Regions from separate parts of the Mus musculus genome. Here region 2 is linked to region 1. A link is a loop called in an ENCODE intact Hi-C map of the cell type or tissue named here. Cell type or tissue: heart. All regions are shown on one strand. Each heading gives the region's core, and the rest is flanking DNA. Links, peaks and the distances in the headings are about the cores only. Region 1 overlaps Sipa1l3 (signal-induced proliferation-associated 1 like 3). Region 2 overlaps Sipa1l3 (signal-induced proliferation-associated 1 like 3).

Region 1 (12,018 bases), core at 1,271-9,270:
CTTGTGGCTATGACCTGATTGGCAAGCCACACTTGGCATCGTGCCAGCACCTGCTTCAGGTCAAGCCCAGGCTCAGGTGTGGAAGAGCTGGGTAACCCTGGGCACTGCCGGGCACGTAGTTGACTTTAGAGGACTTTCTCTGATAGGTACAGGAGCAGAAGATCTGAGTCAGGAGAGCCCAGCGCCTGCTAACCTTTTTTTGGATCTGCGTTGCAAAGAGGCCTTCCAGAAAGGCAAGGATGGCTCCGTCTCAAGCACCACGGTACCCACTTCCCTGCTCTGGGGTCTGTCAGGCCTGGGTCTGAGTGCTTGTTCATACTCACTGTGATTGAGAACAGAGCCAGCCTCACACCACAGGACACTGGACAATGCCCACAGTGTACCCTGCTCCCCTTCCAACCAACCAACTCTCTCCCCTTCTTCTCTTTCCCTGGCCTGCGCTTTGTTTTGTTTTGTTTCTGAGGGAGTTGCTGTGTAGCTTACACTGGCCTTGGGCTCGCAGCAGTTCTCTGGCTTCAGCTGGGACTCCAGGCATACGCCACCATGCCCATTCAAAATGCCCATATTCTTCAGAGTTGCAAACTGGAGTGCATAATTTTGGAGCAACACGGTGTCTGGGACTTGTCTTAATAAGTGTTTCAGGCCAGTCATGGTGGCGCACTCCTTTAAACCGCGACACTCAGAAGGTAGAGGCAGGTGGATCTCCAGGGATTGGAGGACAGCCTGGTCTACATAAGTCGCAGCACAGCCAGGGCCACACTGAGAAACCCTGTGTAAAACAGTATTTCAGTGTGAGGAGAAATGAGAAACTGGAGCGAATGCCGCAGTCCTGACAGCTGTACAGTAGGGTTTGTGTACATGGGTGCTTGCTACACCTTTTCTTAGTTCTGTGGAGTGTCAACAACACAGGAAGGAGAAAGAGAAAGAGACTGGAGGAGAGTGTAAGTTATACAAAAGTCGTCTGGGCTGTCATTGTCAGGCACGGCGCTGTCTTGTCTGTGACCCTCACTGTGCTTCCCCTTGGTTAGGATTTTGGCTCAGCGTTTGGTATGATCTTAGTTTTCCCTCCATGATTTCTCATCTCTTCCTGATTGGGAGGCGAGACAAAACTCCCCAGTGGTTAATTTCCAGGATTCCCCTCACTGGTAGGTCTGCTTTCCCACAAGGATCTGCGTGACGTGGCAAGAACAACTGACTGACTGAGCCTCCGTCATGCTCTGAACATATATGAGCAGTCCTCAGCATGTACACTGGTGGCCATCGGCTTCTCCTCAGTCTCCTGGGTGAGGATTAGTGGCTGTGAGCTACTGGCTCCCATCCTCTTCCTTCTCTTCTCCCCCATGCTGTGGAAGGTAGATGAGGGAGGCTCAGTCTCCTCATCTGGTACTGGGTGTGTCCCAGGCAGCAGAGGGTGACCCACCCAGGATCTGGCCTTTGGTCTGTGCTGTAAGGTCATCGCTTAGGAATTTTCCCCCAGCAGCCCTGCAGAAGACCCACGTGTGCCTGTGGTCAGCTGCAGCTTCCGCTGTCTCGCTTTTGCTGAATTCCAGCAATCTCTCATTTCCTTTAGGAAACAGAATGAGTCTGCAGCGAAGGATGAATAGTCGGGATGCAACTCTTGGCAACCTGGCCCTGAAGCTTGTCATTGGTGTCCTAACTGCAGGGTCATCTGCACTGTAGAGCAGGGGAATGAGAACATGGGGCCAGGTGTCCTGGGTTCAAGTCCCTGCATCACCACTTAATTGTCCTGTGACATTAGGAAAGTCACTAGATCTCTTTGTGCCTCAAATCTTTGTCCATAAAATCATAGTTATGCTCACCTCCTGAAATAATAAAGGGTAATTAAAATTTAAACTTCACCTCTTTTAAGCCAGCCATGGTGGATCACAAGTTCTAGTATTCTAGACTCTGAGATAGAAGGGAGTTATCAGGTTCAAGGCCATCCTGAGCTATTTACTCTAGGACATTCTGGAACAACCCGTGCGACAGATTAAGACTCTATCTCAAAAACAGAACATGTGCCTCAGTCCCATCCCGAGAATAAAGAAGCCACCTCAACACTTCAAAAAAAAAAAAAGTGTATAATTAATGTTGTCCGTCACAAGTACTGTATCTGACTGGCTGTGTGCATTGAGCCTGTACTAAGCTGCAAAGACTCTGGGAAAGGAAGCTTCATCCTCCTCCAGAGCCTCCCATTTGGAGAAATAGATTTAATATTTATTACCACTTAAAGATATAAACATACAATCTTGATTTTTTTTTCTCCTAACATGTTTTTATCATGTGTTCAAATGCTATTTTTCACTTTATTTAAAATCTCCTGGGAAAGCCTGAGTGAAAGACTTCTGCTTCCTCCGGGGAAAGACTGGAAGGCAGTGAGCTACCATCTTTACAGCGCTGGCCTTCAGTGGGAGGTTATGAGCGCACTTCTTTCTCCTTGGACTTCTGGAGACACATATAGGATGCGCATTCACACAGCTGTGCAGGCTTGCTCACACAGGCTGACCTCAAACGTGGTATAACCGAGGGTGACTTCCGACTTCTGCTCTTCCTGCCCCTGCCTCTTAAGTTCTGGGATGGCAGGTGTGCGTCTCACTGGAACTTTGTGTCTGTTTTGAGGTCTCACCCTGTTGCCAGGCTGGCCCTGAACTCTCTGCTTGATCCTCATGCCTCAGTCTCCTGAGTGAGTGCTGGAGTTAGAGGCACGAACCACTGTGCCCAGTTTGCAGTGGCAAGAAATAGGTTGGGAAGATGACTGGGTTGGTGAAGTTCTTGTTACACATGAAGGTCTAACCTCAGGTTCTCAACATCTTTGTCCATGGCTCAGTGACACCCCTGGAGCCCCATGCTGGGGCTCACTGGCTGCCCACACCAGCCAACTTAGCTCCAGGTTCAGCAAGAGACCTGTCTCAAAAAGTCAGGTGGACAGTGACTGAGGGTGACAGCACAAGGTTGTCACCTGGTCTACATTTGCACGCACACCCACACACGTGCACTGGAACACAAAGGTACACAAAGGTAAAAAGCTGCTGTGCTGTGAGGTGGTTAGTGACAGTCCCACTGAGTATGACACAGTTTCCTGTCCAGTGTCCCCCAGCGTCTGTTTCTCCACTGCCTCTCAGCAGGCATATAAAATTGTCACTCAGAAATCCCTCATGCCATGGGATGTCACCCATATGGTGGAGCTCCAGAACTGTGTGTGTGTAATATACCTATGTGACGTTTTAGTAATTTAATTGTTTATTATGATAAAATAACATCAATATGCCATTTCAGATGTAGTTTAATTATGATTATTCTACAACATACATTTGTGTATAAGCATGTGTGTATGTTTGTATATGTGCATTTATTCATACAAAACTGTTCCCCTTAAATATTACAAAATATATAGTAACCTAGCATTCAAGAGTATAATTTTCAGATAGTATATCCCATTGTATTACTTGATAAATGAGTGTAATTGTTCCAAACAACTGTTTTAACTATCTTAACTGTGCTGCTTAGTTGCAGTAAGTACGTTCATATTGCTGCCCAGTCGCTGGCACATCCATCTAAAGAGTAACTTCCACCTTGCCAAACTGGACCAGGTCCCTGTAAACAGCAAGCAGTTCCTCAGGTTCCCAGCAACTGCTGTCCTTCCCTCTTGTCAGCGTGAAACTGAACACTCTCCGTGCACACACTGAGTGCAGTGGTGTGGTGTTTGTCCCTCTGTGCCTGCCGTACTTCATGTAGTGATGTCATCAGGTTTATCCATGATGTGGCAGGTATCAGTTTCCTTCCTCTTTAATCTGTAGATGGACGCTTGTCCCTTGTCTGCAGTGAATGACAAGCATGAGCCAGTGCTGAGTCTCCTCTCCACTCCAGTCCTTTGTTTCACTTAGATTTTTTTGAGGTGGCCCCCAGATTCTCTGTGTAGCAAACATGCCCTTGATGCTCCTGCCTCCTGTGCCACCACATCGAGTTCCCCACTTTAATCTCTGTGGGGTTATGTGCACAGCAGTGGGATTGCTGGATTGAGTTTAGTTCTCCAGTTAATTTTGTAGGGCACTGCCATCCCCTTCTCACAGCAGCTGGCGTGGATGCCAGCAGGACACAGAGAGCTAGCCTCCCCAGTTCTCTGTTGATATGTAGAAAAGGCTGGACTGGAACTCACACTAGATCTGCCCCTCCTGAGACGGTTCCTCCTGAGAGCTACGATTAAAGTGCATCACCTACATTTAAAAAAAGTAGTGCATGTCCTACAGTTGCAGCCATTTAACAGACTGTGAGGGCGTCTCCCATTTGGTTTGCATGGCTATTCAAGTCCTTTGTGGAGAGGAATGTTAATCCGCAACAAGGCTGCTCTGGCAAGGGATCATATCCAGAGACCTAGGTCTGTGATCTGGCTGGAATACAGACACACCTTTAATCCCCCTGGCCGGGATACAGACATGCCCGCCCTCAGTGCACACCCTTAATCCTAAACAATGTAGGTTAGATAAGGTGAGTTTGTAGACGGAAGCAGCCATGTTTGAAAGGGATGTCTAATTGAGGGTCGAAGCAGAGAAAGATTTGACAGAATGAGTCAGAGATAGGATACTCCAACTCTCACAACAGCAGCACAGGAAAGAGAGGCGACTTAGGAGCCGTGCAGGGAGAGTCAGTTGGGAGTCTCAGCACTGAGTGCAGTGCGGTGCAGCGGAGCTGAGTTTTTGAGTCTATGCAGTTCAGTGCAGGTCAGCAGAAGCAGTCGAAGCCAGAGAATAAGAGAGCCAGAAAATTAAAACAACTGCCAAGTTAGTTTGAGACTAAGCAGAACAGTTCATTGAGAAGCGGAGAGACGCCAGATTGAATCAGTCAGTTTGAGCCAGAACAGCTGAGTTGAACCAGTGAACCAGAGTTCAGAAAGAACTAGAAAGGGTGAGCTTATTCAGCCCTAAGCCTTTGAGACAATTACATCTGTCAAGTAAAGTTTTATTCAATCTTGGTCAGAGGACAATTCTGTAGACTTGTTTCTTCCCTCCACCTTTAGGTGAGTTCTGGGAATCGAACTCAGGTTGCTAGGTTTACATGGCACCCTTCACCCACTGAGCCCTCTTGCTGGCCCTAACCTCTCACCAGATCGGTGACTTGCAGATACTTTCTCCCATCCCATGGCAGCTTTTCTACCCACTATTCAGTAGAATAGTGTTTTAATACACAAACGACTTTCAGATATGTTGGGTCTTTTTTGTTATTGTTGCTGTCTGTGCTTTGGATATTGTAATGGAGAAATTGCTGCCTGGTTCAGAGCCACGAAGCCTTTCCCTGTGTCTTCTAAGGCTTCTGTGGGTTCGGCTCTCACACCAGGATCTCACGTGCATTCTGAGTTACATTTTGCATCTGGTGTAGGATAAGGGTTCAACTTCATTCTGGGGGTCCGGGTTTCCATTTTTCCCCGACTGTGCTTGTTGATAAGAATCTCATTTTGTCAAGTGACACGGGGGTGACCTTCACTACTGTAGCAAGCATTCTGTTCCCTGCTGTGCTCATTCTCCGTGGAGAGTAAGTTGGTGCTATGAATAACAGTAAACATGAAGAAGACAGTTCCTCTTCAGCTGGACACTTCTTCCAGGTCAGGAGTGATGAGCAAGGCAGACAGTCTGGAGGAAAAGACCAGAAACATGCAGCCATCTGCAGAAGTGTTCAGACAGTGAGTGGGCCTTTTGAGCTGTAGAACAAGAAGAGGCTCACAGAGGCTGCCCTAGGAAGAGTAACATATGTATCAAAGTCCGGTGCAAACCAGAAGAAGGAGTGCTATGTCCATCTCTCTCCCCTGAGCGCTTCCAGCTGTGGTCCGGAATCTCCAGATGGGCGTTGCCATGGAAGCACCCTCCACCTCTCACTTCCTGACTGAGTTTATTTGCGAGTTTCCCATGCTGGTGCCAGTTCCCAGCTGTAAATACAGACGTGGCGGGGTCCCTTTTTCCTGCTGCCTTGTAGCTGCCTGAGGGCGGATGTGGCTAGAATCCAGCGGGAGAGCCTCCTCCAGCCAGAGGCAGTTGTAGAACCTGCCGTGTCACAGTTTCTCTCCGTCCCAGCATGCTGTCTTTCAGGATGGTGCCAGCAAGCCTCTGCCTGTGCTTGGAAACACTAGAGTCCAGCTTGTGTCTGATGGAGACATGAGCTCATGAGAGCTTCCTCTACCACCCTGCTCCTGGGGAAGCCAATGGCCGGCGTTTTATTCAGACCCCCCACCAAGGCTGATTTGTCACCCTTCTGGCGGAAACTGTGCTCACTGTTCTTGGCCACAGAGAAGAAAGGGCTCTCTGACCTAAACAAAGGAACTGCCACCAAGATGAGGGAGGTCCGTGGCTCCCTGCTCCCTTGGACTGAAACTGTTCATTGTAGAATAATTTTGTTCTGCTAACCAGCATTGTCCACTGTCGTCACACGAGATGGCTGTGGAGGCTTCAGGCAGCACAATCTCACGGGGCCACCATGATCTATGCTAAAATGTCGTGTGGCACACACATGACTGAGCTCAAGTGTGCTCAGGCATCTTTAAATAATTTTTAATCCTTTTAACAATTTGATCAAGTGTTTATAATTTCCCTATTTTACAGCTGGGGAAGCTGCAGCAGGGGGTAAGCTAAGTTGTTGGCCAGATTTCTCCACAGCAGCCGTTTAGGCAAAAGGAGGGGATTTAACCAGAAGATGCTGATGTGGCTCAGAGAACCAGAGCTGGGCCTCAGAAAAGTCTATGGACCAGGCAGGCAGTTCCTTGGTTGCAGGTAAAAAGTAGCAACCAGACCTCGAACAAATGAGTGAAGGTGAGGATGTACTCCAGAAACCCAGAGGCGGAGCCAGTGTCTGTGGTGGTTAGTCAGGAAGGCGGGACTGTTCCCAGTGACCTACTTTGTTTCTATGCCTTCATTGGTTCAGAGGAACCAATTATTTCAGCATTGCCTACCACCCTGGCCTCCCAAGAGGCTGGAGTTGTATGACCCTGTCCCTGTCCTAAGAGGTTAGTTATCTGTCCGCTGTGATGCAGAGCTTCTGAGCTCCTCTCTGATGACATGTGTTGCTGGTATGTCTGATGGCGCGTGTTGGTGGTATGTCTGATGGCGCGTGTTGCTGGTATGGCTTTCCTAGAAACAATCACGGTAGCTAGAGGGGGTGTGGCTGTGATAATAGAGCCCATCCTGAACCCAGATGCTGGGGGGCATCCCCAAATGCCTTGGGATCAGAACATGAGTATGCTCTTCCTCACGGAGCCCTCCCCGCATCTCTGTGTTACTCACTGTCCCCCAGGAAGACTTGCTTCCTGCCTTTCCTGGTACTGCAGAGGAGGCCTGGCCATCTACAAGCTGCACACACCTTGCATCAGCCTTCCTTCCGGAGAGTCGTTCTCAGACAGTACCCAGAATAACCTGAGGACCTGAAGGTGTCTCTCCGTGGACTGTCTGGGGCCGAGGCGTGAGCTGTAGTGTACAGTAGGCTCGGCTAAAGTGAGTGCTTTCCATCGAGGGCATAGCCCCTGACGTCTCCTGTAGGCTTGCCTGCTCTGTCCTCTTTATAGGCCCCGTGACCCGGGATCATGTGAGCAGTACTCTGAAGGACAGATGCTGGGTCACACTTCTTGACTGCAGTCACCCTACAGCTTTGATTCACAGATGCTCTGCTGCAGGCTGAGAGTGACCCATTCATTTCTCAGATTCTAGAAGTGACCTCTTGTGGGCAGGTCATCGCTGCACTGTGGCCCACCAAGCCTAGTTTGCTGTGACCTCTGCCCACCACCCATCCTAGCCCAGTCCTGTAGGACTCTGCACCTGCCCTCTGCATCCTGACCCTCTGCTGTCCTATGCGTGACGTTTACTTTCTCTTCCTGGGCCACTCCTTTTTGTCCATGGGTTCTCCTTCCCTTAGTCCTCTGACCAGACTAATGCCAACGCCTCCTTTAGATCCCCCTCACACAGCACTCCAAAGGGCCTGCTTCCCCCTCCCCCGCAGCCCAGCCTCTTCTCTGAGCTATGAAACCTGCATCGTCAGGACCCCACCTCTGTAACGTCAGCCCCCTAAAGGCAAGGTCCAAGCCCCTTTGGTGAATGGCGTAACTGTTTCCCAAGATGTGCCTTACTTTAACTTGGACGTGGGGAGAACCGACATGATCACAGAGGTAGAATACCCCTTTAAAAGTGGTTGGTTGGTTGGTTTGTTTGTTAATTTCGGTACCTGGCTTGAAAACAGCCTTGAGCATGCTAGGTAAAGCTGACCTCTGAGCTTTTTCTGAGCCCCCAAGGGTCTTTTATCCAGAGTGCTTGAGACCAGAAATGTTGCAGATTTTGGAATATCTGAATATATGTGAGCTATCTTCTGAGTGGAAACCAAGTGTGAACACCAAATTCACTTCTGTTTGAAATACCTCTTGATCCAAATAACCTGGGAGCCGTTTTATGTAACATAAGCACGCCAGCGTTGGCTGCGACTTCAGGTCAGGCATCGGATTGTCCGCGTGTGTCTTCTCAGCACTTTTTGGGAGTTGAAGAATTTTTGGATTAGGGTTGATCTTACCACTGACAGTCACATAATAAAAACAATCACCTTTATGAGTTTCCTTTTCCTTTGCTTTCTTTTTATGTTCCTTAGCCTTTGGGTTGCAACCCTTTGGGGATCAAATGATGCTTTCACAGGGGTCACCTAAGACTATGGGGAAACAGATACTTAAATTATGACTCCTAACAGTAGCAAAATTACAGTTATAAGGTAGCGATGACAGTAATTCTATGGTTGGGGGTCACCACCATATGAGGAACTTTATTAAAGGGTCACAGCGTTAGAAGGGTTGAGAATCACTGCTTTAAAGTGTGTGTGTGTGTGTGTGTGTGTGTGTGTGTGTGTGTGTGTACACAACATGAGTGTGGTGTCCAAGGAAGCCACAGAAGGACCTCAGGTCCCTTGAAGCTGTAGTAGTTGGGAGTGGCCTGATGTGGGTGCTGGGACCTCGGTGCTCTGAAGGACAGCAAGTGCTCTTAACCTCCGTGGCATCCCTCCAGCTCGAGTGTCTGTTCTTCTCAGTGCCTCACTCTGACTCAGATCCGGGCTGGCCTCAGATCTGTACTGATCCTCCTGCTGGGATTCCAGGTGTGAGTCACTACATCTGGCCACCTTCTGGTTTTACTTCGTTATTTCTACCCTGCCCTCATATATGGACACATGTGGCCACTAGAGGACAGCTTTGTGGAGTCAATTTTGTCCTCCTCTTTTACATGGATTCTGGAGATCAAACTCAGGTCACTAGACTTAGGTGGCAAACACCCTGAGCTGCTGAGCCATCTTGCCAGCCCATAGTTACCTTTGGAATGGCTAATTCCCAGTAAGTGGAGCTTTTCATACACCACCTTCAAGTGATTCCCACTCGGCAGCATACAGTGATGAGGACCCTTATGCGCTGAGTCATAAGTGCTAGCTGCTATGTTAAATCACTGTATCATTCCGTTAGATCCACACAACCAGCCTCAGAGACCAATAATAGATTCTGTCCCCATTTCACAGTTGAGGAAAGGGGAGAGCAGTGTCCTACCAGCCCCGTCTCACTGCTGTCTTTTCTCCCTTGGGTGGTGGTGACACAGCCTTAGATAGTGTCTTTTGGCCAAGGCTCACATCTAGTGTAGAGCCTCCGCAGTCAAGACCCAACCATCATGAGGCTTTGGTTGGTTCCAAGTTGAGTACCAGCTTGTTGTGTAGTGTGCATTTTATATATGTACCAGAGCCATGATTCCAACCTTTTGTTGAGTACCTAATATTTTCAAGCATTGATAATTAAAATCTATCTGTGGAATTTGTATATTTTCTTGTATTTTTGCAGTGCTGGGGAGCAAACCTAAACCCTTGTGAAGGTAGACAAGGGTTTATTACTGTATCCCCAGCTTCCCAGTGATAGAATATAGGCAGGTGCGCAGCTTACACGGGAAACAAAACCGTGGCTGATGGGGATTGTGGCAAGTAAAATGTGGAGGGGAGGGGAGGGGAGGGCAGAGGAGAGAAGAGAGCCAGCAAACACTGTTGGGTGGGTGAGTTGTCTGGAAGGACAACCCACACACAAAACCAGTAACCATGGCTTCCTCTGGTCAGCACCATTCCATTGGTGGATTCCAGGTAGGGTCTCTACCATTTAGCCACGCCCTCCCCCCCCCACCCCACCTAGCACAGTTTTATATCACTTCATGCTTGATAAAGGAGAAAAAGTTTAGGTGCTTTTTATCATTATGTGAACACAGGCACAATATCAAGTGCTGACATTAGGTGATGGCGGTTTTAAGGGTCTGTTGTGCACATGGTTCTTCATTGCCACGTCGGGATGCAGCCTCTGACTGTACAGTGGAGAGTCACCCTCCAGTCCCTGTCTGCCAGCTGCCCAAGCTTGTCTTCCACATCTACCAGTTTTGTGTGTGGGTTGTTCTTCCCGAAACTCACCCACTCAACAGTGTTTGCTGGCTTCCTCCTCCCCATGGCACATTTTCCTTCCCACAATCCCCATCAGCCGGGGTTCTGTTTGTAGCATTTCTGCCACCCCAAGTCCAGGCCCTGAGTTTCTGTCCTTAAAACTGCCTCTTCCTGATATCCTGAACCCCACTCCTCACCTCTCCCCATCCCATTAGCTGCTCACGGTGTACTCGGGTGTGAGCGGCATCATGGCCAAGTTCTTGAGCGTGTTAGTCAGTGTTCTCTAGAAGAGCAGAACTGATAGAATGAGCATAGAATCCAGTCATTGCTCAGTCCACGAGCCTGGAGGGCATACCCTGGAACCCCAAAGAAGTAGGCTGTAACGCCATTGAAAGAGAAGACCTGCCAGTGAGAACAAGAGCAAGCAGGCAAAGACAGAGCCAGCTTCCTTCCTCGTGTCCTTCAGACAGGCTGCCACCAGATTAAGTGAATCTTCTCACCTGGAAGGTCTGGATTAGAAGTGGATTTTCCCACTTTTAAGAAAACACTCCCTCATAGGCGGGCCCAGGCATCTGGGTTTTAGTTCATTCCAGATGTAGTCGAGCTGACAACCAAGAGTAACCATCACAGTAGGGAAGCCGAAGTCTGTGGGCTCCGAAGGAGGGCCCAGATGGGGGGCACAGCACAGCAGCAGGAGCCCAAGCCAGTGTCCCAGCCCCGTGACCCGCTAGCCAGCCGAGCAGACCTTAAACACATCACTGTGCCCTCAGTTGGAACACAGATGGAGTAAGAAATAATCTGTGTGGCCCAGATTCTGAGGGCCTGCGGACACAGGTTACACCGGAGGGGACATGATCACGCTCCATTGCCCAGCCAGGGAAGGAGCACACAAGCCAACATCAAAGATGGTACCGTCGTCCCCTCTGCTTACAGCACCCTCCTCTTCCCTGTCCCCTGCCTGCTGTTCCTCTTCTTGAATGGGTCCTCTTTTCCCATCCTCTGCATCAGCATTCAGCTCCCTCAAGCCCCAAACTCACTTAGTCTCCCTGTACGCTATGCCGTGTGCATGGAGGGTGTGGATGGCGAAGGGGTTCGTCAAGTTGTATACTAGTTTTTCCTCTTTTAGAAAAGTCTTTGTTACCATTGTTTATTTCTGAAAACGTACTGAATGCTGCTCTGAGTCCAGCCTAGGCTATGTGATACTAGGGACAAGGCAGTGGACAGGCCAGCCCTAGAACATGTCCTCCCAGAACTGGTCATGCACACACAGGGGCAGGACCCATGTCCATAGACATCAACAAACCAGAAAGCTGAGGGCTGGCATAGAGGAGGCATGCGGGTAGCGTAGGTGCTGTGGGCACCCAGAGGAAGTACGTACCCATTAGCCTCACCCGCTAGCCTCGGGGACAGTTAGTTGCAGGAGGAAGAGAACAGAGCCAGCTAAGCCAGGGCAGTCTGGTATTCATGCCGTGCCCTTAGGGCCAGCCACCTGCCTCTTCCTTCGTGCTTGTCTCAATCCCTCTGCAGACTGCCTGGCCATCCACTGCCAGGCTAGGCACTGATTGTGGAGGACTCACATCTCAGGGAAATAGGTGGTCCTAGAGTCAGTCT
Region 2 (12,018 bases), core at 1,591-9,590, 72 kb after region 1:
CCAATCTCTTAATCCCCTGGGACTGCAGAAGTACAACAGCAGGCCTAGCTACACGGGTCTATGAGCCCCCAGACACCCCTAACCACCCCCTCTCTCTCTTGAGCAGCTCATCACGCTTCGAGGCTCCATTCTCGAGGATGCCACTCCTACGGCCACCAAGCACGGGACAGGGCGGGGCCTACCCCTGAAGGATGCTCTGGAGTACGTCATCCCAGAGCTCAACATCCATTGCTTGCGTCTGGCTCTCAACACTCCCAAAGTCACAGAGCAGCTGCTGAAGCTCGATGAGCAAGGGGTAAGCCAGGGGCTGAGGAGCCCCCGCCTTCAGCCCCGCTCCCGCAGCCCCGCCTGTCTCCAGCTCTACGTTTATGTTTCACAAGTAGCAAATTCACTACTAAGCTAGACTGAGCAACAGGAGGGAGCCTTCAGCACATTGTAAGGGCACCAAAAGCAGTGTCATAGAAACAGCCTGGGAATGAGATTGACACCACAAGGTTTCTGTGAGAGAGCGGGAGAGGGAACCTGCGCCAACGCACGAACACAAACCCACTCACTGCCATCTGGCCTGTTCATAGCCCCTGGCATTGCCTTCGGACTTCCAGATATGTGCAGACCCCGAGTAGCTGAGGTTTTGCTTTGGCACAGGCTCATCTCACACCCAGTCTTCTCCTGTCGGAAGCCAGTCCCAGCTCCCAGCTCTGCCTTAAGAATACCGCAGACTGGCACAGCCGTATAAAGACAGATGACAGAGTGTGCTCCTCCCTGCGCTCGAGTCTCTGGGGCACGCCCAACACGGGTTCCTTCCCCAAAGGCTGTGTGCATTGAGTTCCCAAGTGGTCCCAGCAGCTCCTGGGCCTGGCCCTCAGGACTCCTCCCCATGTCCCATTCCCTGGACCCTCCTTGAACCTGCTCCACTCTTCCCCCACACAGCTGTGCCGCAAGCACAAGGTCGGCATCCTGTACTGCAAGGCGGGCCAGAGCTCAGAGGAGGAGATGTACAACAACGAGGAAGCCGGCCCTGCCTTCGAGGAGTTCCTGGACCTCTTGGGCGACAAGGTCTGTCTGAAGGGCTTCACCAAGTATGCCGCGCAGCTGGATGTCAAGAGTAAGTGGGGAGCACCTGGGGGGCAGCGGCAGGCAGATCTCTCAGTCTGAGGTCATCCTAGTCTGCATATTGAATTCCAGGTCAGCCAAGGCTACATAGCAAGGCCTTGTCTCAAAAAATAGATAGCTGATAATGGATGGACAGATGGATGGATGGATAGATAATAAGTGGGGTCAGGGGGAGGCTCATGTACTGCTTCAGGATGGAGCGCCTCCCTAACAGGCCCTAGAGTCCACCCTCAATGCCACCACCACCACCATCATCATAATCTGTTAAGTAGGGGCCACTGAGCTGTCAGGGAGCCACCCCTGCTTGACTGACTGACCTGCTCAGGTCTGGTGATGCCTACCCAGGTGAAGGTGCGGGCCAGTGGGAGGTCAGGGTGAACAGCACCCCCACTGGGGAATGCAGCAGGATGTGTTCTGGGGAGGTTGGAGGTCAGCCCTTGTGTGTGTCTCGGTGGTCGTGCTCCTAGGCATAGGCTCTGCCACTGTGCCATGGGCATCAGATGTGAGGCTTAAGCATGGCCTCGGGCACCTGGAGAGCACCCCAGAGCTCCACGGGACTGTGTGACATTTACAGAGCAGGGACGACGGTGAGGGCCACCTGTCACACGGAGAGAGCCTCAGGAGAATGTGTACGAAAGGACGCCTTTTAAGTGCCAAGCATTTTAAGAGCGTGGCAGGCTGGCGAGGGTTTGCTGGCTGACAGTAAGCTCTGAAGACACTCTGGCATGGTGACTCATGCTGCGATCCAGCACTCAGGAGGCTGAGTCGGGAAGACTGCATTTGAGGCCAGCCTGGACTACATTGCTAGACTTTGCCTTTAAAAAAATAATAATTATATAATGGGAGATTTCTTTTATATTTCTTTCATTTTTAAAGAGTGAATGTAAGTAAAGGCTTTGAGTTAAAAGCTAACAGATGGCCTGTGGGATACTCCAGGAACCTAGAGGCTTAGGGATGGTAGTACTAACTGCTGTTTCTATCCCAGCGGACTCCACGGGGACCCACTCCCTCTACACGACGTACCAGGACTACGAGATCATGTTCCACGTCTCCACCTTGCTCCCTTACACTCCCAACAACAGGCAGCAGGTCAGTGGTCCCCAGCTGGGGCACAGTTAGTCCCTAAGCTTTCACTCTTCTCAAGACTGGTGGCCATCAGCCAGGCCATCTGCCCAGGGATGGCGGAGATGCGCCCCACAGTCAGTGCTCTTGTCCCACCATTCAGAGGAAAGCGACTGGGCCTGAATGAAATACGTGGCCATCCTGGAAAGGGTGAATGGTTTAGGGGCCAGGTGCTGGGAGATAACAGTAGACACCTATGGCCAGGGGGCTGCAGGAGACTGCAGATGTGACAGCTCCCTCTCTTGGGCACAGCAGGCCAACTGAGCCAGCAGGACAGTGGGACTACTTTCTGGTGGGTAGGAACCCAGAGTGCTAAGAATTTAGAACATAGGTTTATGGTTTTGTTTTGTTGTTGTTGTTTGGTTTTGGGAGGTTTTTTGTTGTTGTTGTTGTTGTTGTGGTTTTGATTTTGTTTTTTTTCATTTGTTAGGACAGATCACAATATAGTCTCAGTAGGCCAAAACTAGTCAAAATACAGGCCATTTCCTAAGGATATCCTAATAACACACTCTCAAGAACATCGGCATCAGAATTAAACATAAGTTTGAGCTCTTTGCCCCTGCTTGCTGTGTGAGCTCAGGACAGTGAAGGCACCTCTCTAGGCCACAGGTCCTTCCTCCACACATGGGCAGCATGGTCCTGATGGATGCTGCATGGGTACTAGAAAAGATACTTGCTTCCATGCGCAGGCCCTGAGCACCAGGCAGCCAATACTTTTAGGAAGCAGGAGCCTGCTGCTGCGTACCAGGGACTGCAGAAAACTTGTCCTGCAAATTCAAAATCAAAATCAAGTTGGGGTCCCACCCTTTTGCCTTCATTCTTGTAGGACAGAAGGCAGGTCACTTTTAGTTTCTCTGAACCAAGTTTTCCCATCCTTTGAAAAGCAGTCAAATGAGTCACTGCCACTCAGGGTTTGGGGAAGGTTCAGCAAGGTCACGAATTTAAGATATGACTGGGAGGTAGGCCTCATATGGGGTCAGCCACAGGAAGCAATTCTTGTAACTTCATTTGTACAGTTCAGATGCATAAAAGCTAGAGAGCTAACAGGCCCAGGGCTGGAGTGACAACTCAGAGCTCAAGCGCACTGGCTGCTGTTCCAAAAGACCCAGGTTCAATTCCCAGCATCTACGTGGTGTCATACAACTGTCTAACTCCAGTCCCAGGGGATCTGATACCTTCTTCTGGCCTCTGAGGGCACTTGGCACACACATAGTATACAGATGTGCATGCAGGCAAAACACACATGCACATAAAAATAAAAAAATTAAAAGTCTTTGGTGCTATACTTGGCAGCACATGCCTTTAACCCCAACACTAGAGTCACAGAAGCAGGTGAATGGATCTCTGCTAGTTCTAGACTGTGGTCTACTGCAGGACTTCCAGAATAGTCAGAGCTACATAGATGATCCTGTTCCAGAATAAACAAATGAAAAAGAACTAGCAGGCTGGATAAAGTAGTTCAAGCAGGAGATTGCCCAGTTTGGTGGTTTCAGGCCAGTCTGGGCAATTTAGGAAAGCTGTCTCAAATTAAATAGTTAAGAACAAAACAGAACTCAGCTGTGGTGACCAGCTCCCTTTGTTGGATCAAGAGTAAGAGATCGGGCTGGTGAGATGGCTCAGTGGGTAAGAGCACCCGACTGCTCTTCCAAAGGTCTGGAGTTCAAATCCCAGCAACCACATGGTGGCTCACAACCATCCGTAACGAGATCTGACTCCCTCTTCTGGAGTGCCTGAAGACAACTACAGTGTACTTACATATAATGAATTAAAAAAAAAAAAAAAGTAAGAGATCATGCTGAGCTGTTTACTGAGTCTGGGTCCTAGCCTGGGCTGTGTGAGACCTGTCTTCCCTGCCCTCCAGAAAAGAACAAAAGGTGTGGGGGATGTCAGTTGTAGTCTTGTCGAATAAAGAAGATACCATGAAGACACCCATTCTGGAGATGGAAGCAGGGGGCATGGCTCCCAGGAGTGCAGGAGAGAGAGCCTCCTAGCATGGGCCCTACCTGTGCATCCTGGTCAGATTCTGCCATTGTCCATATGGCCTGCGCAGGTCCAAGGTCTCCCACATGGGTCCTCCTGCAGTAAATATGATTTGCCAAGCACTCCAGTTTATCAAGATCTTTGCTAGGAACTAAGGGACTGATACAGGCAACAGTCAAAACAATGTCCCATTTTCTCATCACTGACAACCTGAATGGGAAGAGATAAATGAGGAACAGGGAGGGAGAGCCTCTGTGTGCAAAATGTGGGCATAAATATCAGATAAGGAATAGGAAAAGGCAAAGAAAGGCATGCTGGGGCAGGACAGATCTCAGATTTGCTGTGGGTGACAGAAATCCCTCCAAGGAGGAAGGAGCAGCAGGGACAGCCATTCCCACTGTTTGCAAGAGGAAGGCTTTCCTGGAATGCTTGAAGAGCATCCGGGCAGGTGTGGGAGGAGAACAGGCTGTGTCAGAGGCTGGGGGGTCCCATGTGGGGCCTTCTTGGCTTTGTCCATTCCTCTGGAGTGAGAAGGAGCCAGAAGGGCTCTGAGCTTCCAGGGACTAGGCCTGACTCCGGCGCTCACATGCGCCCTCTGCTGGTAGTGGGCATGGGAAGCCAGCAAGGCAGTCTGGGTAGGATTCTTAGAGCTGACCTGTGACCCTTCCCTCCTCCCTCTCTGCTTCCAGCTGCTGAGGAAGAGGCACATAGGGAATGACATCGTGACGATCATCTTCCAGGAGCCCGGCGCCTTACCTTTCACCCCTAAGAACATCCGCTCGCACTTCCAGCACGTCTTCATCATCGTCCGAGTCCACAACCCCTGCACTGAGAATGTCTGCTATAGGTACGGCTGCCAGCATCCCGGCCACCACAGCCAGGCCCTGAGAGGCTGAGGAGGTTGTACCTAGTCACAGATCCCACCTCACCTCACATCCTGGCCCCCTGCTTCCCATCAGGGCCTATATTTTTGGAACTTTCTGAGTAATGGGAAACGGCCTCATCCTGGCTCACAGGAAGATATGCTCGTCTGTGCGGGCTCTTGGGCACCTCACAGGAAGGCTCAGCCGGGCGTTGAGCCTGAAGGGAGCTTCATCTTCTGGCGGCACTCAGTTTAACGTCTTCCCAGCTATAGAGGGAAACACATCGATATCGGGCTGGGGTTGTAGCTCAGTTCACAGAAAGCTGGCCTAGCATGCACAGAGCCCTCAGTTTGGTGCCCAGTGTAACATAAACCAAGCACAGTGGTGCATTCCTATAATTCCGGTGTTTGGAAGGGGGAGGCAGGGGAATCAGAAGTTCAAGGTCATTCTCGGCCGTCTATCAAGTTTAAGGCCAGCTGAACTGCTGGAGACCCTGCCTCAGTGAGGGCAAGAGAGAAAGCAAGCAGCCACACCTCACTGGGGCGTGAGCAGAAACTCTGTGGAGGCAGGCCCTCTGGCCTGGCTGCAGTCAGGTGCCCCTGGGAGCTCAGTGCCTGGCCCGGTGAGAACAGAGAGCTACAGGGGTGATAACCTAGAAGCAGACCCCAGGGACCACCTACATGGGGGCCCTGCTTGTAGGTATTGTTGAGGAGGGGACAGAGTGTCACTCTGTAGCCCAGGCTGTCTTCCAACTCTAAACCCTCCTGAATGAATGTCGGGGTGATAGGCATGTTGGATTGAGGGTTTTGGTTTCCACACAGACAGGTAACCCAGGTCTCAAGCCAGTTCCTTACCCTCTGCAACAGCAGGGCTTCCCCACGTTAGTGGCTGTCCCCAGAAGATGAAGAGGAAGCCATTGGAGACTAGGAGCAGGATAGAGCTGGATCCTCTGAAACACTGACCCAGCAACCCAGGCCCCGACTGTGGGGACTGGAGCAGGTGTACTGCTTCCCATTGTTTGAACATGGTGTAAAATCCAAAGACTCCAGGAGGGTGGGCGTGCAGCTGCATCGGCCCCCTGCTCGGCCGTCTTCACCCCGAGGGCTGCTTCTACGTCTCTAGGCCATGTAGTATTCCACGTGTCAGCACAGGTGCTGGCTGGCTAGAGCCTCTGCTGTAGAGCCTAGGGGCTTCCACTCAGCAGTCTCCGAGGTCTTTGCGTTCCAGATAGATGACAGCTCCCCATTGTCCTCCAAGGACAGGCATTTGGGACAGTTTGCTAGTGCCTGCACTGAGTCACCTTGAGTCTGCACCCATTGCAGTCGCCATCAAATCAAGCAGAAGGCTGTCTAGGGAATGGTTGCAGTGGAAGTGGGGGAGTGAGGGCCCTTGCCCATGTACACTGGTAGCCTTGGTCTTGCTGGAGCTGGCAGTTTTTAATAGTTTGAACAGCATGCAACTGATGTGAGCTGCTGTGTGGGACGCATTGTCCAGTGGCTGCCGGGGACCAGCACCATCAGTCATTGCCCTGGCCCAAGGCCACCCCCTTGTTACTGGAACATACTGTCACAGTTGCAGGATGCTGGCTGGCACCTTAGACTCTGAACTGTCTCTGCATCTGAGAGGTAGCCCAGGTAACAGAGGACAGATGCTCGCACGTGCCAGAGAAGAGGAAGCAGCCTGCTTGTGCCTCAGAGGTCAGCAGGAAGGTTCAGGTAGCCAGGTGGCCCTTCTCCCCTCCCTCCACAGTCCTTTTTACTTTGGCAGGGGAGTGGCACAGGATGGGGGATCAAGTGCAGGCCATGTCCATGCCAGGCAAGACTTCACCACTGAACCATTGTTGGGTTTTATCTCTGGGGCTTGCTTTGTATTGTTTCTGTAGCACTTTCACATAGCCATGCTGGTCTCAGACTGGCCTCAAACCCATAGTCATCCTCCTGCCTCAGCTTCCTATGTACTGGAATTATAAACCTGAGCCACCATGATCAGCTTAATATGTCCAAGCACCCCTGTGTCAGAATTTCTCTGGGGCTTGGGGCTACAGTGGGTTGGTTGTTTGGTGTGCATGTGTGTGTATGTTGTCTCCTGGACACAGGCCTCTTTCATACTAGGCAAGTACTGTACCTCTGACCTATAGCCCTAGCCACACCCTTGGCTTTTTGAGACAGAGTTTTGCTATCTAGCACAAGCTAGCCTGCAATTCAACTATATAGCCCAGGCTGGCCTCAAACATGTGGTCCTCCTGCTTCAGTTACCCAAATGTAGGGAATATAGGGATCTGCCACTGCACTCAGTGCTCCTCCCCATCTCTGTGCCTTCCTCCCTTACCTTGTATCTCCAGTAGCCTGCTCCCACCTCCCACCTCTCCCGACAAACTCAGGCTTGGTCCCCAGGGTGACTTCTTCCTGACACACAGCCCTTCATGGGCATTTTGGGTTTGGTGGTGGTGGTGGTTTACAATTTAATTTTAAAAGACTTTTATTGTGCAATATTTTAAACATTCTGAAAAGAGCAGAAAATAATGGAACAGACACCCATGTGCCCGCCAGCAGATTTAGCAGATGTTAGCATTTTGCCTTCCTTGCTTCACTATTTCCTCTTTTCTGGATTTTTAAAGAAAGTGTTAGTGATACACCCTTGCCAATCCCAAGTCACCCACTCTCAGTGCCTCCCCCAGCTGTAAGAAGAATACAGAGGCCAGCCTGCCCCGCCCTCACACCGTGCATGCGTGTACATGTACTCATGGGTCATGTAGCCCAGGCTGGCCACAAACTCTGGGTCCAAAGATGGCTCTTGCTTCTTTCACCTCCTCACAAGTGGCAGAATTACAGGCATGTGCCACCATGCCCAGCTAACACATCAGAGGACCTTGGAGGCCTGGGGATCCCCACTACAGGCACCACAAAAACAATAGTTGAATTAATAACTGCACATGTCCTGGAAGCTCCTGCTGAGCTCTAGTGGATCAGGAGGCCTGATGGCCACACATCTTCTAGTTCTTGTCTTTTGCCATTTCTTAATGGCCACCAGCATCTTTCCTCTTACCAGTGACTCCCATTGGCCAAACTCACTTAGAAGCCTGAGCCTGTGGGACCCCAGGTATAGAGGCCTTCCTTCTCCCAGAATGTGATGGATGAGAAGTGTGAGACACCTCCAGGGCCATGTGTGGCATGTCCCTGTCGCCTGAGCTCTGACCCTGGGCTTGCCTCCTCCTGCATGTTCTTTTCCACCTGGGCTGTCCCACATGCTGTTCCTTCTGTCTGCAGTGTCTTCCCTCAGCCCCACCCTCCTCCCCCACCCCCAGACGCTACTGTCCAAAGCAGGAGCTCTATCCTGCCCTGGCCCACCACTCTGTCTTTGTCAGTGTCTGTTCATATGTGTGCTCAGTCAGCAGTTGTAGAAAGACCACAATCGCTGTATCCACAGAGCTGAGAGGAGCATCCAGGAAGCCCCTGTCAAACAGATGGGTGAATGTTACACCATTCCCTATCAGGATGCGGGAGGGTACTGTAAAGGCCAACCAAATGCCTACAGGCATTGTACTGTGTTTGAGTTGCATAGGGTATTGTGTAATCTGTAGTCTACTTATTTATTTTACTTATTCTTTTGAGAAACAGTCTCACAAATCCCAGGTTGGCCTCCAGCATGCTATTCGGCTAAGGATGACCTTGAATTCCTGAGCCTCCTGAGTTTTTGGATTATACGCACGAGCCACCACACTAGCTCCAGATTTTAAAAAATCTTTGTTGATAATTATTTGCAAAGTATATTAGTATCAAGTAAGTATTTAAAAAAAAAAAACTAAATTGCACAGAACGTATTCCACAGCCAGCTAGCCCGACACTGATGGTATGAAACAGGAACAGCAGCTCTGACCTCTGCCTTGGACCAGCGGCTCTCAGCCTTCCTATTGCTGCGACCCTTTAATACAGCCTAACTATAATTTTGCTACTGTTATGAATTGTAATATATATATATATGGTATGCAGGGAATCTGTTATGTGCCCTCTGTAAAAAGAGTCATTCACTACCACCACCACCCTGCCAAGGGATCACAACCCATAGGCTAAGACCCTTCCCTTTGAGTCAGCTTCTGTCCAAGCCTGTCCCAGATTTTCCTCACCCTCTTAGGAGCAGTTGGCTCTCCCCGGGGCCTAGCCATCCCATTGCAGCTCAGGAGAATAGAGTACAGGCCCCTCCATCCCTCCATGCCTCCTACACTCACACAGTTGAAGCCCTCATTGTAAAGGCGTTGCCCAAACTGAATCACATGATCAGTGGGAAAGGGCAGTAAGCTTGCATCTGACTGGGACATTAGAGAGGACGGACAGTTGGGTTTTTTTTTTTCTCCCAAACTGTAATCTGATTCATAGTTTATATAAAACAAGAGTAAATGAAGTCCGGCGCCTGTAGCTGTAATCCCAGCACTCAGGAAGTTGAGATGGGGTGTCTCAAGTTCAAGGTCAACTGGGCTTCATAATGAGACCGTCTCAGAAAACCAAGCATGGCTGAAGATGCAGCTCTGTGGTAAATCTCTTGTTCTGTATGTATAAGCACCAGGTCTGAGCTGCAGCACTGTATGTATGTGTGTGTGTGTGTTATATATAATATATTAAAACATGTTCTTTAACTTTCCAGTCTAAATCACTAGCAATTTATTAATTAGCTCATTCATAAAAGAATGGAGGAATGGGGTATGGCTCAGTAGCAGAACACTTGCCTAGCTACATGGTTCCATTTCCAGCAGGGCGGACAGGAGGGAGACAAAAACATCTATCTATCTGTCTGTCTGTCTGTCTCTCTGTCTCTCTCTCTCTCTCTCTCTCTCTCTCTTTCTTTCTTCCTTTGTCTCTCTTTTTTTGGTTTGGGGTAGTCAAAACAGGGTTTTCCTGTGTAGCCTTGGCTGTCCTGGAATTCACTCTGTAGACAGGCTGGCCACACCTAGCTTGCCATCACCCTGGCTAGAGACAGTCATAAGGAGCCCAGGCCAACCTTGAACTCCTGATCCTTCATCCACCTCCCAAGTGCTGGAGTTGCAAGTATGTATACTGTCGGTTTTAAGGAGTTGCATTTTTTTTCCTCCTCTAAATGGTTTCTCTCTCCTCAGCATGGCTGTGACCCGATCCAAAGATGCGCCTCCCTTTGGCCCCCCAATCCCTAACGGAACCACATTCCGCAAGTCTGATGTCTTCAGAGACTTTTTGCTAGCCAAGGTAATTAATGCTGAGAACGCTGCTCACAAATCCGACAAATTCCATACAATGGCCACCAGGACCCGTCAGGAGTACCTGAAGGACCTAGCTGAGAACTGTGTCTCCAACACCCCCATTGACTCCTCCGGCAAGTTCAACCTCATCTCCCTGACCTCCAAGAAGAAGGAGAAGACGAAGGCCCGGGCAGGAGCAGAACAGCACAGTGCTGGGGCCATTGCCTGGCGGGTGGCAGCTCAGGACTACGCCCAGGGCTCAGAGATTGACTGCATTCTGGGCATTTCCAATGAGTTTGTCGTGCTCCTGGACCTGCGCACCAAGGAGGTGGTCTTCAACTGCTACTGTGGGGACGTCATTGGCTGGACCCCAGACTCCTCCACAATAAAAATCTTCTATGGCCGAGGGGACCACATCTTTCTACAGGCTGCAGAGGGTTCTGTGGAAGACATCAGGGACATTGTCCAGAGGCTAAAGGTAAGAAAGTGGGCCCGGCAGTGGGTGTCTTGCATGTTTGGCAGAAGGTTCCAGAAGTATTGTAGTACCTAACCTGGCCCAGGCAGTCAGGCATAACATGCCCTAAGAATCAATCAATCAAACTCTAACACTCACTCTCTCTCTCTCTCTCTCTCTCTCTCTCTCTCCCCCTCTCTCTCTCTTTCTCTCTCTCTCTCACACACACACACACACACACACACGACTCTGGTTGCCCATCCCTTCACCTCAGAAAGACAAAACAAACAAACACACACACACATATTCATTGCCCCCGAAAGTCGGTAGGACATGCAAATCTAAACTTACACTGAAAGTTTAAGTGGAGCTGGAAGTATAAGCTCAGTGGGAGAGCATTTAACAAGGCCCTAGGTTCAATTCCCAGTACTGAAACTGAGAGAGCTTTTCTCTGGGAGACTTAAAATATAAGGAAAGGTTTGGGCAGGGGGAGTGCGGCGGTGGAGAGGCGGCTCAGAGGTTGAGACTGTCCTCTCGCAGAGGACATGAGCTCAGTTCCAAGCATCCATATCGGGCAGCTCCCTGCCTGTAGCTCCAGCTCCAGAGGTTCCCATCATCTCTGGCCTCCATGGGTGCCAAGTCCCTACATTGTCATGCACATACCCATAAACACGCACTTTTACAAAAGCGAAAATTAAATAAACTAAAGGTTCTAGACCAGGTTGGGCTAACCTGTGGCCCTTGAGCCACACATAACCCAGGATAGCTATGAATGTGGCCCAGCACATTTGTAGATCACACTACCACGTCAGATGTCAAAAGTTGGCTACCCCAGTCTAGACCATTAGAGTATAGAGGAAGGGCAAGGAACATAAAAATAATGAGAAAGTACAATGAAGGAGACAGACGTAATTGTATGGCGGGATTCCGGTTCATACTTGTAGTTACAGCAATCATGAATGGTTTAACTTTCTGTATTAGAAGACAAGGACATAAAATATGGTAACTATATTCTAACCAAGCTTGCACACCTTTGATTACAGCACTAGCAGGGGGCGACAAGCAGATCTCTATGAGTTCAAAGCCTGCCTGGTCACACAGTGAGTTCCAGGACATCTAGAGCTATGTGGAAAGATCCTGTCTCAAAACAAAACAAAACAAAAAAGTTAATCTTGAGTAGGAATATAGCTTGAAGTTAGAGTATTTACTTGCCTGGCATGTTTAAGACCATGGGTTTCATCTCCAGCACCATAAGGCAGGGTCAGAGTAAGGGCTGAAAA

The links. A loop is a pair of places that touch in the nucleus more often than their neighbours do. Peaks named below come from ENCODE experiments on the same cell type or tissue, not always from the same donor. Only the 100,000 strongest peaks of a DNase experiment are listed, where the experiment ranks them.
Region 2: a loop joins it to region 1, with 2.3 times the contacts of the local background. A loop is called at or near these places in 5 of 42 quality-filtered maps.

Annotation. Positions count from the first base shown.
Region 1 is chr7:29,447,451-29,459,468 of GRCm38, reverse strand. All of the region lies in intron 2 of Sipa1l3 (signal-induced proliferation-associated 1 like 3), which reads left to right. Among named protein-coding and RNA genes, the nearest start is that of Sipa1l3, 52 kb to the left of the region's middle. In heart, for the core only: no CTCF peak of the experiment used is centred there; DNase peaks (open chromatin) are centred at 1,438 and 5,998; H3K4me3 peaks cover 414 bases; H3K27ac peaks cover 1,523 bases; H3K27me3 peaks cover 7,801 bases.
Region 2 is chr7:29,376,240-29,388,257 of GRCm38, reverse strand. It overlaps Sipa1l3 (signal-induced proliferation-associated 1 like 3), which reads left to right. Exons shown (of 23, transcript NM_001081028.1): 6 at 107-295; 7 at 931-1,105; 8 at 2,099-2,202; 9 at 4,905-5,062; 10 at 10,186-10,762. Among named protein-coding and RNA genes, the nearest start is that of Dpf1, 74 kb to the right of the region's middle. In heart, for the core only: a CTCF peak has its summit at 4,826 (motif pointing left); a DNase peak (open chromatin) is centred at 4,827; H3K27me3 peaks cover 5,905 bases.